Regions from separate parts of the Homo sapiens genome. Here region 2 is linked to region 1. Evidence: read pairs that join two places in POLR2A ChIA-PET (ENCODE). Cell type or tissue: MCF 10A. All regions are shown on one strand. Each heading gives the region's core, and the rest is flanking DNA. Links, peaks and the distances in the headings are about the cores only. Region 1 has its middle 26 kb from the start of LINC02230. Region 2 overlaps LOC124901002 (a long non-coding RNA gene).

Region 1 (8,878 bases), core at 187-8,186:
GGGCATGATGGCACATGCCTGTAATCCCAGCTACTCAGGAGGCTGAGGCACAAGAACCGCTTGAACTCAGGAGGTGGAGGTTGCCATGAGCTGAGATCGCACCACTGCACTCCAGCCTGGGTGACAGAGAGGGACTCTGTCTCCAGAAAAAAAAAAAAAAAGAATAAATAAAATTCTCAAGTACTTAAAAATATCTTATTAACTCTTTCCATCTATTTATTTGACTACCTGACCAATATTTTGGTGCTTCTGGGAAGGACAGCAGTGGATAGAATGTGGAGGGACCCCAGGCTCATGCACAGGAGTAGCTGGGATAAAGAAGGGGGTAGTGGGTGCTCCCTGCAAGATCCTCTGACTCTGGCCTGGCTTCCTTTACCACATCACATTCTACTTCCTTTTTCCAGGGAGTATGTGGTTCCAACCACATTCCTGCAGGCACCAAGGCCTCATGTCAAATCACATGGCATTTCTGAGCCTAGAGCTTCATATTCAAGAATGTGGCAAGAAGCACAGCATCGTGGTTATTTTGTCCCATACTTCTGCACCGAGGACCAGAATTTCAAGAAATAATGAAGTCTCTGACCTGGCAATTCCACTTCTAGGTCTATACCCAAGAGAAGTGAAAATATCTGCACACAAAGACTTGCACATAAACATCCACAGTGCTGTTATTCATAAGAGCCAAAAAGTAGAAACAATCTACATGTCCATCAACTGATGATGGACAAACAAAATGCAGTACGTCCATACAATGGAATACTATTCAGCCATAAGAAGGAATGAAGTACTGATACATGAATGAACCTTGAAAATATTATGCCGACTGAAAGAAGACAAAGACGGTCATGTGTTATATGATTTCATTCATATGAAATGTCTAAATAGGCAAATTCATAGAGACAGAAAGTAGGTTAATGGTTGATGGCAGCTAGCGGAAGAGAGAAGGGAGAGTGACTGCTGATGGGTATGGGGCTTCTTTTTAGGGGTGATGGAAAGTTCTGGAATTACATAGTGGTGATAGCTATACGACATGGTGAATATACTAAAAACCACTGAACTGTACACTTCCAAATGGTGAATTTTATGTTATGTGAATTTTCTCAATTAAAAAAAAAAGAATAAGTCACTGGGAAGCAGCAGTCTTATTTCCTTCTTTCTGTCCTCCTTGAGCCAACTGAGAACCTCATTCAAATACTTGAACACAACAGACCTGCATTTTGGACTGATCGATTGGCTCTTTCACCTTTTTTTCTACCTTCCAGCCACGTCTCTCCACTTCAGTGAGCATCTATCTTCAAGACTCAAATGGGGGGAATTCAGTTCTAAACATTCCTTTTTGTGCCTAGGCTGTGTGTTGGTCTTGTGGGCTTGGGTGATCTAAATCAGGGGTCTCCAAACCCTGGGCCACAGACTGGCAGTCCATGGCCTGTTAGGAACCAAGCTGCACAGCAGGAGGTGAGCGGCAGGTGAGCGAGCATTACTGCCTGAGCTCCACCCTCTGTCAGATCACCTGCGTTGTTCGATTCTCACAGGAGGGCAAACCCTGTTGTGAACTGCGCATGCAATCTAGGGATCTGGGTTGCCTGCTCCTTATGAGAATCTAACTAATGCCTGATGATCTGAGATGGAACAGTTTCATCCTGAAACCACCCTGCCCCCTGTCCGCGGAAAAACTGTCTTCCACGAAACCCGTCCCTGGTGCCAAAATGGTTGAGGACCAGTGATCTAAATAGAGACCTCAAATTACCTGTCTCCAGCACCACTGCTCATGAGAGCTGTTCCCTGTGGAAGCCAGATTCTTCAACTGTTGGAAATCAGCGGGGAGGCTCGTTTAGGAGACTGGCCGCTGAATAAGGCTTGGCAAAATGTCAGCTTGGACACTCTGTTCCTTTTTGCTGCTGTCATTTCTGCGGTCACAGGACAAGGCCTTGGGGTAAAGAGATGTCTTTATGAGGGGGCTCCTGAGGATACCTCAGTTTCCCTTCTTCTGCCTGTCCCGCTCCTCAGGAGGACACCACAAGCACTTCCCTCAGGCCACCTGTGTGGAACACATACCACTAAGAGCAACAAGTGCAAGGGTTTCTCAGGGATCACACCTCATCAAAGTGGCAGCCCAGGCACTGGCTGTGCCCACCCTGCGGTCCCCTCCCTGCCCACCTCTCTCTCATGCCTTCTGCTCTGCTCTCCTGGTGGGTGACGTTCTTTCCTCCCTGGCACAGGTGCCTCAATCTAGGTAGTCCCAATCCGAGGTTAGCTGTCACTCTTTTCGCATCAGCACAACCAGGAGCATTTTTCATTCCCATAGATGGCTCTAAAGGACAGATTAAATGGGAAGCTTTTGATCAAACCAGTTCTGAGAAGGAAAGGGAAATCCCAGCCCACCAAAGGCTTTTAAGCAGGCCTGCTGAGATGCGATGCAATGCAATGAAAGTAGTACTGTCTCAACTGGGCCACAGTAGTTCAAGCCGGCTAATAAAAACAAAAGCTCTGGGTTTATTTGTTTAACTGACAAATAAAGCCCAGAATAGTCAAGTGGGTTGAAAACTATTCAAATGATTCACATCAGAACACTGGCCATTGTTTAGTCCACAGCAGTGCCAGTGGAACAACGCCGGATACATGCCTGATCATTTATCTGCAGATTTAATGAAAACATATACAGTTGCTGCAATAATTTAGTAGCTTACTGAGCCATCTCCTGCAGGCCAAAGAGGTGTGTTTGGAGTTATAAATATGTTTTCCTCAATTGTCTTGGTGAGTCAGGGCTAGAACAATGTTTACCACCTATGACATGCTCAATAAATAAATAAATTTATTGCTTCATTTTGTGCTGTGGGATAGGCAGAAACCAAGACTGCTGCAGAGTGAGGAGGCCTGTGTCATAGGAATGATGCCATAACTGGAACAGTCTGAAAAAGACAAAGCTGTAACCTTTGGGTCACTCAAAATTTAAAGTCTTGATAGGGGAACCTATTGGTTGAGCTCTTATCACAGGCAGGCCAATGGCTATATTAACACAATGAGAGGGAAAAGATCTAATCTCTCAGTTTCTGTGATAGGAGATAGGTATAGTCTCACCAAAACTACACAGAAGGGGAAGAGGTAATTCCCCCAAAGGAATCAGGCTGTTGATTAGGAAGAGAGAATAGAAACCTGGTGGACAAAAAACAACCATTATTTCTTCCATCCGAAGTACAGAAAATCACTTGAAACAAACTAAATTGAATGACAGCTCCTCTCTGAATGAGGGTGTCCAGTAGTGAAATGATTAAGTGTTTACAATGAGACCTTAATTTTGGAAATTCTGGAAAGGTAATTTTTCTGGCAAAGGTGTGTGTGAGCTAAAGGAATATCTGAAACAGTTTCTAACTCTTCTGCTCAACTTGGTTGTGGAGACTGTTTTAACAGAGACAAAGTGAAGTAAAACATGGAGCATTTATATGGTGAATCTGAACCAAGTTAGAAAAGTTAAATTGAATAAACTTGCCTTGTGGGGATCTTCAGACATTTCTTCCAATTAACAAATTTAATAGGTGAGTAGCCCTTCAAGTACTGAGAGGGATGGACAAGGAAAATCAGAAAACAGTTAGAATCTATATGTAATTTATTAGCATTCACAGTTAATATATGTATTTCCCATGCACATATGCTATTAGCCAGTGACAGCAGCATAGTGAGCAATGAGCAGTAGCTCACCATTCTGCACATGCTGTCAGCCAACGAGTCCTGCAGGTTATCCTGGGTAGACTGTGTGAGGCAGTGTTATTAAGAGGGCTGTTTCAAAGAAACAAAGGCAAAAGATCACACTGGACCGCATTATGAGTTTTACTGCAGCTCATGCTCCTTTGAGGATATGGTTGAAGAAACACAAGGTATAGTTCAGCAGTCAGTGAGGGATTGGTGGAAGTCCTTTGACATGATGAAAGAGCTCACAAATACTGCAGCAGCCTTGGAAGATTTAGCAACAATTTTCTGAACGGGAGCTGAAGGAACTGTGTCTAGATACAAGTCATGACTTCAGGGAATCAGAATGAACAGAAATGGAATTGGCAAGGCACAGTCTGCTCCCCATCTGCAGAGGGAGGGACCAGGTAGTACTCCCTCTCCCAGGAATGCCTTCTCCTCACCAGATGGAGGAGGCCAGTATATAAGATACAGCCTGCCTCAAGGAGCTGCTCTTTCCCCACTGATTTTTCAGAGGATTGACTCAGCTTTTCACTTTGCAGAGCAATTCAGCAAGGCTTTAGGAGAAGGGAAATCTGTGTGTCTCTATAGTCTTCAGCACGGTTTTGTGGTTCCAGCAGGTATTCCATTAAGACTCTTGGTGGATAAACCACAGATAACATTTTCCATGCCTCATTGTGTGTAATCTTAGTAATAAAGTGCTTGGCCAATATTTTATTGATTATTGAGAATTATGAGTAATAATGGTTGTGTTTGCTGGAAAGCTTCTAGGGAAACATAGTGGAAACATATTTTTTGTCATAGCAAGGAAACAAGTGTGTTAGTTTTTAAGGAATTTTTATAAAATAATTAGGATTGCTTTTTTATTTTATTTTATTTTTGAGATGGAGTCTCACTCTGTCACCCGGGATGGAGTGCAGTGGCATAATCTCAGCTCACTGGAACCTCCGCCTCCTGGGTTCAAGCGATTCTCCTCCCCCAGCCTCCCAAGTAGCTGGGACTACAGGCGTGCACCACCATGCCCAGCTAATTTTTGTATTTTTAGTAGATACAGGGTTTTGCCATGTTGGCCAGGCTGGTCTTGAACTCCTGGTCTCAGGTGATCCACCCACTTTGGCCTCCCAAAGTGTTGGGATTACAGACATGAGCCACTATGAATGGCCTAGGATTGCCTTTTTAAAAAGGCTTCTAAAATAAAGACTATGGTGTGATGCCGAAGATGAGTGATTTGCTTGGACAATTTAGAAATCAATTTGTGAGAAGTACTGTTAACACTGAAGAACTAAAATGTAAGACTAGTTATTATGTTTATGCATACTCACCCCCAGAAATTTGGCTTCATGGAATGGGTACATTGAATTAAGTCCAACTAAGCAGTGTTTCACTCATATTCTTGGGCTTCTTCATAAAAATACGTTCATGCATTTTAATTCAAGTGGATAAAATACTCTAAAAATATTTAAACTTTGTGTCAATATAAACAGGATTAAAATGACAGTAACCAAACTATTTGTTTCATGTAAAATACAGCTTTTTTTTAAAAAAATGGAGAAATGTGGAAAAAGTATTTCACAGCCCTAGACAACTCAATCTTTTAATTATAGACCTCTAGACATAACGTAAGGTGAACTCTTTGTAAAATCAAAAGTTAAAATAGAGTCAATGTATGCTGGTGACCTAATATATTCCACTCATGTAGATTCATAGGGAAAGTACTTTCACGTATCTGTTAAAATGGGATTCTTACCATTTCTCAAGCTTTAATATAAGGATGTAAAAATCACAGCATTTTAGCATGGTGGAAAGAATCACTGATGGGGGTAGGAAGACCAATTAGGAGGGTACTGCAATAATTCAGGCAAGAAATGGTGCCAATGGAGGTAGTAAGAAGTAGTTGGATTGTGAATAATTTTTGAAAGAAGACTCAACCAGATTTGCTGATGGATTGCATATGGGGCATATGATGCAGGAGTCAAAGATGAGCCCAAAGTTTTTCCTCCAAGCAGATAGAAGCATGAAGTTGTCATCTATTATCACAAGGAGAGCTATAAGAAGAGAAGGTTTTTGGGGAAGGATCAGGAGTTTGGTTTTGAACTACCACGTTTGAGATGTCTTTAAAACTTTCAAGTGAAGATGCCAAATCATCAGTTGAAGTGACAGTCTCTCATCCAGGTGAGAAGTCTGGGCTGGAGATAGAAATCTGCAAATCATCAATACATATGTGCTATTTAAAGACTTGGAAGTAAAGAAAGATGAGAAGAGGACTGAGGCCAGAGAACCCTGGGGCATGCCAACATTCAGAGGTCAGGCAGATGCACAGAACCAGCAAAGGAGACTGTGACAAAGTGGCCAGAGAGGGAGGTAGAGAACCAAGGGAGACTGGTGTCCTGGAAGACAAGAATGTTGTTTAAGAAGAAAGGAATAGCTGGGCGCGGTGGCTCAGGCCTGTAATCCCAGCACTTTGGGAGGCTGAGGCGGGCGGATCACAAGGTCAGGAGTTTGAGACTAGCCTGGCCAACATGGTGAAATCCCATCTCTACTAAAAATACAAAAATTAGCTGGGCGTGGTGGCAAGTGCCTGTAATCCCAGCTACTCAGGAGGCTGAGGCAGGAGAATCTCTTGAAACCGGAAGGTGGAGGTTGCAGTGAGCCGAGATCATGCCACCGCACTCCAGCCTGGGCAACAAGAGCGAAACTCCATCTCAAAAGAAGAAGAAGAAGAAGAAAGGAATAATTACCCCTGTTGATTGCTCCTGAAAATTTGAGAAAGATAAGGACTGAGAAATACAACAGCCAACTATCCTGGTTTGCCTGAGACACTCTGGGTTTTAGCACTGAAAGTCAGCTATGGTCTGAACGTTTGTGTTCCCCCCAGATTCCTACATTGAGACCTAATCCTCAATGTGATTATATTAGAAGGTGGGGCTGGGCATGGTGGCTCATGCCTGTAATCCCAGCATTTTGGGAGGCCAAGGTGAGCTGATTACCTGAGGCCAGGAGCTTGAGATCAGCCTGGCCAACATGGTGAAACCCTGTCTCTACTAAAAATACAAAAATTAGCTGGGAGTGGTGGTGCACGCCTGTAGTCCCAGCTACTCGGGAGGCTGAGGCATGAGAATTGCTTGAGCCTGGGAGATGGAGGTTGCAGTGAGCCCAGATCACGCCAGCCTGGGTGACAGAGCTACTCTCCATCTCAAATAACAAAAGAAGGTAGGATATTTGAGAGATGGTTAGGTCACGAGGGCTCTGTCCTCCTGAATGGGATTAGTGCCCTTATAAAAGAGACCCCAGAGAGTTAGCTAGCCCCTTTCACCGTGTGAAGACACAGACAGAAGGTGCCATCTATGAAGCGAGTGAGCCCCCACCAGACATCAAATCTGTTGGCAACTTGATCTTGAACTTCCCAGCCTCTGGAACTGTAAGAAATAAATTTGCATTATTCATAAGCCACCAGTTTATGGCATTTTTGTTAGAGCAGCCTGAATGGACTAAGACAAAGTCCCTTGTCCTAAGAAACCTCTAAGCCAACTGCAACAGTTGGTCACCTTACCAGTGAGAAATAGTCATTAGGCTTGACAACAGAGTGGTCATGTGATTTAGTCAGGAGAAGTTCATGTGGAATAGTGGAGACAAACACCCTGATCAGAGTGGGATATTTTTGAGAAAGAACAGAGGGATTATTATTATAATACACAACACGTACTACAATATTGTTTCATCATTATTCTTTTTTTTTTTTTTTTTTTTTTTTTTTTTTTGAGGCAGAGTCTTGCTCTGTCACCCAGGCTGGAGTACAGTGGTGCGATCTCAGCTCACTACAAGCTCTGCCTCCTGGGTTCACACCATTCTCCTGCCTCAGCCTCCCAAGTAGCTGGGACTACAGGTGCCCGCCACCACGCCCAGCTAATTTTTTGTATTTTTAGTAGAGACGGGGTTTCACCATGTTAGCCAGGATGGTCTCGATCTCCTGACCTCGTGATCCACCTGCCTCGGCCTCCCAAAGTGATGGGACCACAAGTGTGAGCCACTGCACCCGGCCTCATCATTATTCTTAATCAAGTTAAAGTTGTTTAAGAAAATTCCTCATTTCTTATAGATATATCCTGAGTATTTAAGACTAAAATGTCATGCTATCTGGGACTTGCACTTCAGGCCAGGTGTGGTGGCTCATGCCTGTAATCCCAGCACTTTGGGAGGCTGCTGCAGGTGGATCATTTGAGGTTAGGAGTTTGAGATCAGCCTGGCCAACATGGTGGAACCCCATCTGCACTAAAAATACAAAAATTAGCTGGGCCTGGTGGTGGATGCCTGTAATCCCTACTCGGGAGGCTGAGGCAGGAGAATCACTTGAACCCAGGAGACAGAGGCTGCAGTGAGCCGAAATCACACCACTGCACTGCAGCCTGGATGACAGAGCGAGACGTTGTCACTAAATGGATAAATAAATAAAAATAAAAATAAAACACTTCAGCAAGAAAAAAAGAAATGAAGCACTTATGCATTAAATTCATGATTATTAAATCTGAGTAATATAATAATGAATTCATTGTGATATTCTTTATTTTTAGATATGATTGAAATTTTTCTGTTAAAATTTCTTAAAGTAAATGGGAGAAAAGGAATTTTAGGCAGCAGGAATACACAGATCTTTTTTGGTTTTTGTTTTGAGTCTGCATCATTGGCAAAAGGAATACATAAATCTTTTGCAGTTTTGCTATAAAGGAAAACAGAGAAGTAGGTAGTATCTAGATTGGTCTCTGTTTTTTTGTTTGCTTGCTTGTTTTTTAAGATGGAGAAGTTACAGTACAGTTGAATGCTGATATGGGAACATGGATGAGGAGGGCAGGGTGGGCAAATTTAAGTGTGCTGTCCTTGAGTAGAAAGAGGGGATAGGACCTGCAGGATAGGTCCCAGGTGGAGAGTTTGGTCTTAAAGAGGATGGTATGTGCCATACTCATCCACAGTCAACAGGAGGTGGCAGAGAGGATGGACACAGATGCAGAGAGGGGGTAGTCCTACTGGTGGAAAAAGTGGAGTTGTCTTCTGATGGCCTCAGTTGTTTTAATGAAAGAGGAATTGAGGTCAAAGGTGAGGGTGAAGCGTGAGAGGGACTTGGAGGTTTAAGAGAGTATGAGGAATAGGAAGGAGAGAGAGAGTTGACTAGAGAAATTCAACAGGATTGCCAGGCAGCACT
Region 2 (8,878 bases), core at 480-8,479, 82 kb after region 1:
AGATCCTTCCAGAGTTGTTTACACACATGTACAAATGGTAGCATACTATACATGCTGTTTTGCAACTTGCTTTTTTGACTTAACATTTCTTGGCGATATATACATTCATAGAATGTAGACATACATGTATATTGTATTAGGGTTCTCCAGAGAAACAGAACCAATAAGATACAGAATCTATCTGTACAGACACACAAACACACACACACACACACACACACACACACACACAAGGAGATTTATTATGAGGGATTGGCTCACGTGATTATGGAGGCTAAGAAGTTCTGCGATCTGCTCTCTGCAAGCTGGAGACCCAGGAAAGCTGGTAGTGAAGTTCTAGTCCAAGTCTGAAGGCCCAGGAACCAGAAGCTCTGCTGTTTGAAGACAGAAGGTGGATGTCCCTGCTCAAGCAGACAGAACAAATTTGCCCTTGTTTAGCCTTTATGTTTGAGTCAGTCCCTCAACAGATTGGATTATGCCCACCCACATTAGGGAGGGTGGATTTTCTTTACTCAGCCTACCTTCTCAAATGCTAGTCTCTTCTGGAAACACTCTCACAGACACACCCAGACATAATGTTTTACCAGTCATCCAGGTATTGCTTAGCCCAGTCAAGTTGACCTATAAAATTAACCATCACAGCTGGGCGCGGTGGCTGACACCTGTAATCCCAGCACTTTGGGAGGCCAAGGCGGGCGGATCACGAGGTCAGGAGATCAAGACAATCTTGGCTAACACAGTGAAACCCCGTCTGTACTAAAAATACAAAAAGTTAGCTTGGCATGGTGGCATGTGCCTGTAGTCCCAGCTACTCAGGAGGCTGAGGCAGGAGAATCGCTTGAACCCGGGAGGCAGAGGTTGCAGTGAGCTGAGATAGTGCCACTGCACTCCAGCCTGGACGAAAGAGCTAGAATCCATATCAAAAAAAGAAAAATTAACCATCACATGCATACATACACCATCTACATAACTGCATAATATTCTACTCTGTAATTTATTTGTCAAGTTCTCTATTGATATTTAAATTGTTCACAATCTTTTGCAAATAATTCTACAATTGAAAAGTAACATGGTACATTTGTCATTTTACACAAGTGAGAACACTTGTAGAATAAATTCTTTGAAGTGGAACTACTTCATAAAGTGTTCATTTGTCAAAATGTGAGATTGTGATAGATATTGCCAAACTGACTTACATCAATTTTTACCCCTACCAGCAATGTAAGAGGTTGCTTCTTCACACGTTTGTTTATATGTTGAACTATTTACTATTTAATCTCAAGTAGTTCAAATGTTGGGAACACCGTAAACGATGCCACGGCCCTATGAAAAGAGCATTCTTCTTCCTTCTTTTTCGCTCTTCTCCTTGGGCAATTTTCAGGCCAGACTTCTGCATTTTTGACTAGGCTGATTCAAGTTGCAGGAATAGGGAAAATAGATAGCTTAGGTTTGGTGCTGGGATAGGGAGCATTTCACCTAGGCCATCTAAAGTGAGTGAGTGAATGCTCTTGTCCAATAGCTGTTTCATGACCTGCCTGAAATGAAGTGGTGGTCTGCATACAAAGTTTCCCATGTAGGTGTCCACGTCATCAAACCCTCTTCACAATCAGCCCTAATTAGCCACCTCCTCAGGCTGAGCAGGATGTGCAACTCTGCAGCCCGCAGACTCTTCCTCCAGGCCAGGCGCCAGCCCTCCCAGCTCAGTAGGGCTCTCTGGGAGAGTCTAACACAGTTGCAACCTGACTGGGCTCTTCCTGGGGTAAAGACCAACACTCTCACTGCCTAATCTTTATCAAACACTAGCTGTTTAAAAGCTATTTCAAAGAGAAGTGTCCTGAGTTCCCTGATTTGTTTTGACAGCTAATGATCTAAGTGCCATTTAGTATTGTGAATGCAGACAGCAGAATGACAGAGTGGGACTGGGACCTGGCCAACCCCTTCCAGCCCAGCACATAGTAGTAGGTGCTTATTGGGTGTTCCTCATGTATCTCACTCAAGCCCCAGAACCACTTCTCCAAGTATTATTTCACCTATTTTATAATGAAGATTCCAGAGAAGCAAAGTAACTTGCTCCAGATAACGGAGCTAACTGATGGTAGAGATCGGGTTTTAACGTTGGTATTGTGCCCACAGCTCCACTGGACCTTCCTGTTGCAGCCTTTCCTTATGGTGTACCTCCTGCCTGGAGAGTCTTCACCACCCCCGCCAGCCCTTCACCCTGCCCAGTCTGGAGCTGGCTCATTAGGAGGCCTGTGGCCAGCCCAGCACAGATGCTCATCAACCCTGGCCAACTGGAGCTTTCGGAGGGGCTGCAGGCAGTGAGAGATAAAAGGAAAGCACCACCCAGTGTTCCCAGAGAGTGTTGGAATCCAAACTAAACTTCAAGCACTTCCTCCTGTCTGGACTGCCATTCGCCCTGTATGCTCATCATGGCCCCTGGCCCTGGCTTGTCCCTGTCGCCCTTGAAGAGTCACTGATCTCTCTGTCTGCCCTTGGGCCAAGCCCTCCCCTTCTCTGCTCCCATAGCAACCACTCCCAACATAGTGAATTATAAAACTGTTCCCACCTCTGTCAACACTGACTAGGAACTTCTTGAGAGGATATTTGATATTGTTAGGTGCTCACCTTTTTAGCCCCAGTTCCTCACTCAGCATAGACCCATCCTAAAGTATGTTAACCTGAACTGAAATCTCTCACCTGATCCAATAGCACATGGGTAAGAGCCAGGAATCAAAGATGAAGCCAAAAGGCCAGCTGGGGAGGGAGCCACAGAGTGGGCAGATCCAGAACATTTGCTAGGGAAAAGATGCCTGAGGTCCTCCTTAGGGGTGGCAGCCCCATATTCATGGGTGGTCAATCTAGGTTAGAGAAAAAGGGTCAGAGTAGACTATGCCCATCCCATCCCTGAAAGTCCTGGATTCAGGCCCCACCTCTCCTGAGAAGTCCATTCTGCCTACTTCAATCCCATGGATTTCTCTTTTTTGTCTAATTCCAAAGTATTCTTCCTGTGCATTCTTGTATATGGCTTTGTTCTAACTGGACATGACTTTTGACGTATAATGTATTTCTCCAAATCCTTACAGCTAACCCTCATATAGCACAGTCTATCTGTCCAACACTGTTCTAGGCCTAGATATATATTTGATCTCATTAATCTTCACAGTGACCCTACATGGAAGGTACTATTATTATAACCTTTCTACAGAAATATAAATTGAGAGACAGAAGTGTTAAGTAGGTTGCCCAAAGTCACACAGTTAGTAAGTGGTAGGGCCCAGAATCAAACTCAGGTAGTCTGGCTTCAGAATCTATGTTCTTAATCATCCCAAGTGGAATGGAAGCCCCTGGAAAGTCACACTTTCACCCACTTCCCACCAATCTGTGGACCCCCGCACACTGAGTAAGAATCTCAGCAACATCTTTTGAAGAACAGTGGGCAATAGGATAGCTGACCCAGACCTGCCTATACCTGGGGTTGTTATAGCTTAGGTCAGGGGCCACCTGGGTTTCAAAAAGTGTTAGCTCTTTTTGATATCCCTTTATGGTATTATGGTCAAGGATGCCTTTGGGTGTAGATCATGTCTTGGAGATCTTCTCCTCCTAGCCTTCCCCTTTCTGTGGATCTCTGCTGATTTATTCCCAGTAATAAGGGAAGAAAGCCAGCAGGCACTTTTCCCAAGGAGTGTTAGTGTGTGTTTGTTCTTCATTAATGAGATGGTGGAAGCCATGCCAGCTGGAGTTTTACTAACCTGAAAGCCCTTGAATCTGACCTTTCCAGTATTGCCTTCAGTCTAGGAAGTAGACACCAGAAGCTGACAGTGACAGAGCAGGTGAGTTTTACAGGTTGGAGGTGCCCTAGGGTTGTGGGGGAACTGGGAGTTACTATTCCCACTGTCTTAGGTGGGGGTGGAGGAAGTAGATCTTTAGCTTCACAAACAAATGGGTTAATTTACACAGTCAATTACTGCTCTTGCATTCACTTATAGTTCCTAGAAGGGTGAGGAAGAGAGAGAAAAAGGGGATAGACCTACTGGGATAACATGAATTAGATCTTGGATAACAGATTTCTGACCAGCTCATTTTTCCCAAGGTGCAGCATAGCAGAGCTTTTCCTCTACCACCCAGGCCTCTTTGGGGCTCAATTTGCATGAAGCATGAAGTTAGTGCTTGGAGTGTGTTTACTCTCTTCTGTAAGTGGATCACAGCATTCCACCATCAGGAAAGTAAACCAGCCCTAAATAACACATTGAGAAGACCAAGGGACTCGATTAGCCACTTAGCGCTGGGGCTTGACGCCGGCACTCCTGCACATCCCACCCCCTTGAAATCGAACCAGAGTGATTTATGCCAGGTTAGAAGTAAAGGAGGCTGCTTTTAGTTATTTCACTGCATGTGCCTCCTGCAGGGTGGCCAGCTGGTGAAACACCCGTGTGGGCTGCTCGAGTTTTCATATTGATTTGCAAAGGCTCCCACTGATCCAAATGTCATAGCTGGTCTAGTATTCAAAGTTTAAATTCCTTGATTCGGGTCAACTGTTTTGTGCAAACCGAACCTGATGACAGTCTGCCCAGAATGAGCAACTATGAACACTGATTCTAAGATGACATGACAGATCTTCAAACAAAGAAATCCGAACTTGCATATTTGCGGTGGTCACCTGCGAGGTCGACACTGACATTTTTCTTGGTCATGAAACAGTTTTGGAATCTCTCTTTGGAACTCCAGAATTTACAGTACCTTCTTTTGCATGCCTGAGGAATAGCAAAGATTTGGTTTAATTGAGGGTGCATCTGATTTTTGGAAACTATCAAAAATAATTTAGAGCCAAATCTGGTGGGTCAGGGCAGTAATCATATTGGGTGATACCATTTGGGACTTAAACCAAAAAGCGTAATTATCAAGTAATAGATTTAATTTTCCTCCTGAACCAGCCCTGAAGGCTGCCAAAAAGAGTAGTATAGTTGTTTTAGGCAATTGCAGCTTCCCAAAGTATTGATATCAACTTTAAAGGGCTAGCATTTACTCGGCTAAAAAGGTTATGAATTACTTGGGTTTTTAAAAATCATTCTTATTACTTAAAATCACACACATTTATGTAAAAACTCCTCCTCCTCTTAAATAACATGTGATTTTGTTGGCGTTTGAGCTTATTAACCAGCACTGTTTTTCCTGTATTTGTCATAGGCCATTAATTTATTTCAATAGTCCTACCATCACTCCTGTGTTTTCATTGGCAGCAGTCCAGTTCCTGAATGTACTGCCAAGCAAGGAGCAAGTAGTTTATCATAACAAGGGGCCAGGATTATTGTCGAGAAAAGCAGAGGGAGGTCGCATCTGCCCTGCCGGCCAGGGGCTGGAATTTGATTTGGGCTTCTTTTTTATCCAGGGCAGTTGTTCCAGGGAGGTCATCCTCTGCCGTTCAGTTCATTTCACTGTGATTTGCTGAGCACTAAACCTGGGCCTGGCATTGGGCTTGGCACTTGAGAAGGTTTAAAGAGAAGGAGAACATGGTTGCGCCGCACCCCCGCCCCCGCTCCATCGCCTCAGGGAGTTCATCAATAACTGCAAGTGAAGAAAAGGCAAACGCCATGAAAGAGGTGCAAATAAAATGCCATGGGGCCACACAGGGGGAAAGACAGAAAAAGGCGTCCCAAAGCAAGGGGATTGGAGGCACCGCCCACAGAGGGTGGCAAGGGTGGCATTGGCAGTGTTGGTGCAGAATCTGCGGCCACCTACCCTTCTTCCAACAACCGAGGTCCCAGCCAAGCAGTGACAAGCCAGGCCAGTTCCATGTATGGGATTACAGCGTTAGGTGAGAAGTTAATCACAAACATGAATCAGCCTTGTTTTTCCCTTCTAGGCTCGGCTCCCGAGCTCTGCAGGAGAGTGGGCAGGGCCCCTCGCTGTATGTACAGGAAATCATACTGGGGGAAACATGAAGCCAGCCATTTCTCACCAGGGCCAAGCTGTTACCTGCATCTTGAGATTATAGGGGAATTTATTACGTTACATAGGAAGAGAATCCCCTTGGTGTGACAGGCAGGAAGAAAAACCATTCACGGGCCAACTGACTTCTTCAGTTCCACCCAGGCTGTGACCACTGGGCAGTGTCTCCTTTCAGGGCCCCCACATGCCCCACCCCCCCACCCCAGCTCTGTAGCTCTTCTGGACTGAAGGCATCTAGGTCAGAAACCCTTTTGTGCTAAGGTTTCTGTTCTCTGTTTTCTCCCAGCCCAGATGGCCAGCCTATACAGAAACTCCACTTGTTGTCTAAACCAGCAGGACTGGGTTAGGACCTGTGGTTCTGCCAAAAACCCTGCCTAACCCTCTCCTGGAATGTCCCACACTCTCGGCCACTCTTATGTTCCCTCACATCCTTACTACTTCAGCTCTAGAGCATCCCACTTGCCACCTAATATTTGCAGGGTGGCTGTCACTTGCAAAGACTGGCAATAGTGTCTGTCTCCATCACGTTGGAACCCTCTGGCCCTGTTTTCAGATTTCATAAATGCCACCCCTCTGTCTTGATGCTGACCTGGCTGGGCAGCCTTTTAGTGAATGCTATGCTTGGCTCAGAGTCACGCCATCATGAAGTATTTCCCTCCCTTCTGAATTCTGTTTGCAAAATCCTCAGTTGCCAGCAGCTCCCTACAAAGAAAAGCCCTCAATATCATCAGAGGAAAGTAAACCTCTCTAGAATCTTAGTAAATCTTAGTAGGTAGCCAGTATTGCAAAGTGTTTTATTTATTTCTTTCTTTCATTTCTTTTAGAGCACTAAAGTTACTACATGCAACTAATTAATCAGAAAACTTTAGTGACTTTGACTTCATAGGTCATTGCACAAGCCTGCTAATGTTCGAGAAATTCCATTTAACTCTGGATTTGAATGTCACATCTATTTATGTAGCAAAAGGAGTCTAATTCTTTTTTTTTTTTTTTCCTTCTGCCCCAAGAAATGTTCATCTGGGAAACAAGAGCTAGGGAGTACTAGCACCAAAAGGGTTTCTTACTGTTAAAACTTAAGTCAATCTCAAAGTTGGAGTCAAAATTAAAGTGGACTTTGGCAGTTTGATCCAGAAGAGAAAAATCCTGAAGGGAGTGGATGGCCCAGAGATGGCAAGCGGGAGAGGGCTGAGGAGGCGTCAGAAGAGCTCACAGGAAAAGTCACACACAACACATCATTCAGGGAGGTTTTCTCCCTTCCTAACCAACAGAGCTGCACAGGGGAGGGCCCAGATAACGTATGTGACCAGACACAGACATGTGTCCTTTTAACATAGACACACATACACCAGAGGTTAGGCACACATGACACCCTTAAAAGTCAAAATCACTTGTTATTAACAAAGCCCATGCTCACATCTGGGCAAAGGTGAAGGGAAGGGGACGAGATCACACACAGACACACACACACGCACACACTCACCCAAGACACGGATAAACAAGCATGCTGCCTGGAGCTGTCACCTCTCTCTGTAACAGACTGCAGGGGTCTTCTCTTGGGCCTCTCCTGGTGTGTTTCAGGGCTAATTGTTTTCTCAGACCTCTGTTTTTACTTTCAACACAATTCAACACATTAACAGCTCAGCTTAGCCAGGATATGCCAAGACCATGGGGTGGGGGAGGAAGGGAAGTGGTGCCCAGAAGAGGTGCATAGGGTGGGTGAAGAGACAGGGGTGGGCCTGTGGCGATGAGGGAATTGGGGCATGAGCACCAGCACCTTAGAAAACATCTGTGCCTCAAAAAAAGCTTACGGCCAACCTCAGGAATCAAATTCACAAAAAGTCTCAGTGGAAGGTGGCGGCCTCGTGCCGAGGCAAGCTGTTTGTGGGACAGCCCGTGATGATGGCAGATGGGAGGCTCAACAGTTAGGAGAGTTTCTGGCTTTCAGATGAGAATTGACAACAGCCCCTGGCAAACTGACATCATACTAGATTCTTAAAAACCCTGCGGTTTGGCCACCTTCCAACCTACCTGTTCACTTGGACGTTCCAAGGTCACCTGAGTGAGGCACTCCTCAGATGTGGGGTTTTACACTGTTCAACAGCTGATGAATTTCAACACTGTTGCAACTACCTTTCTAGGTAAGTGAGGGAAGTTTTAGGGAAATGAATCAAATTTCCCTTACACTGACTCAAGTGGAAGAATTAGTCCTTTAATTCTGAAGGATGGTTGAAAAATGCTAATGGACATTTATATTAGGAAAATGGAAACAACTTTTATAAAATTCCAGTCAGTTTTCCAAATACTTCCCACTGACGCACCGAGGATGTGTTCTAGTTCTTTCAACATAAAGCACACATTTAGGTAGCCCCCATATAAAGGAACGAGGTACACAGAACCTCACCATTGAAGGACTGGTGGTGCATGGAGACAGTGTGTCTTGAAGATTCATGCTCCAGGAGACACCCAGGTAGCTAAACAGTGTGCTGGGCCCAGTGCCTTGCTGTGGCCTTCCCCACCATCATTCTACCCAGCCAGCAACTGCTCAGTGGCAGAAGACCAACAACATTCTACACACAAGGAATCCGAGGTCTTTCTGGAGAAACAATGCCTGTCCACCGAGGGAGGGGCCTGGGGCCCAGTAACTGAAGGGAGAGGTCAGAATTGAAAGAAATGTTGCAGAATGTCTATCAGGTTTCAGTGAAGATGCCATCTCCTAATGGGCCTACAACCCCCGGAAGGCCCAGCACTTTGTTAGATGCACAGGATGCAGCATGGAGCTCCATCCTCATGCAAAATTTATAACACAATCAATCCATGGCATCTGTTTCCCCAATTGGAAGAGGCTTTTAGTGTATTTAAATGCCAAAGAGAAAGAACTAGTATATACAGAGAGAGGTAGAAGATATGGGAAAGGAAGAGAGATTGGGAAAGA

The links. ChIA-PET counts read pairs that join two places held together with the same protein. Peaks named below come from ENCODE experiments on the same cell type or tissue, not always from the same donor. Only the 100,000 strongest peaks of a DNase experiment are listed, where the experiment ranks them.
Region 2: POLR2A ChIA-PET joins it to region 1 with 23 read pairs; 2 of 35 experiments call an interaction of 5 or more read pairs at or near these places.

The regions. Positions count from the first base shown.
Region 1 is chr5:73,359,368-73,368,245 of GRCh38, reverse strand. No RefSeq gene overlaps it. Among named protein-coding and RNA genes, the nearest start is that of LINC02230, 26 kb to the right of the region's middle. In MCF 10A, for the core only: no CTCF peak of the experiment used is centred there; DNase peaks (open chromatin) are centred at 2,665 and 4,005.
Region 2 is chr5:73,277,983-73,286,860 of GRCh38, reverse strand. LOC124901002 (a long non-coding RNA gene) reads right to left here. Exons shown (of 3, transcript XR_007058818.1): 2 at 1-374. Among named protein-coding and RNA genes, the nearest start is that of LINC02230, 55 kb to the left of the region's middle. In MCF 10A, for the core only: no CTCF peak of the experiment used is centred there; DNase peaks (open chromatin) are centred at 5,230, 5,840 and 7,960.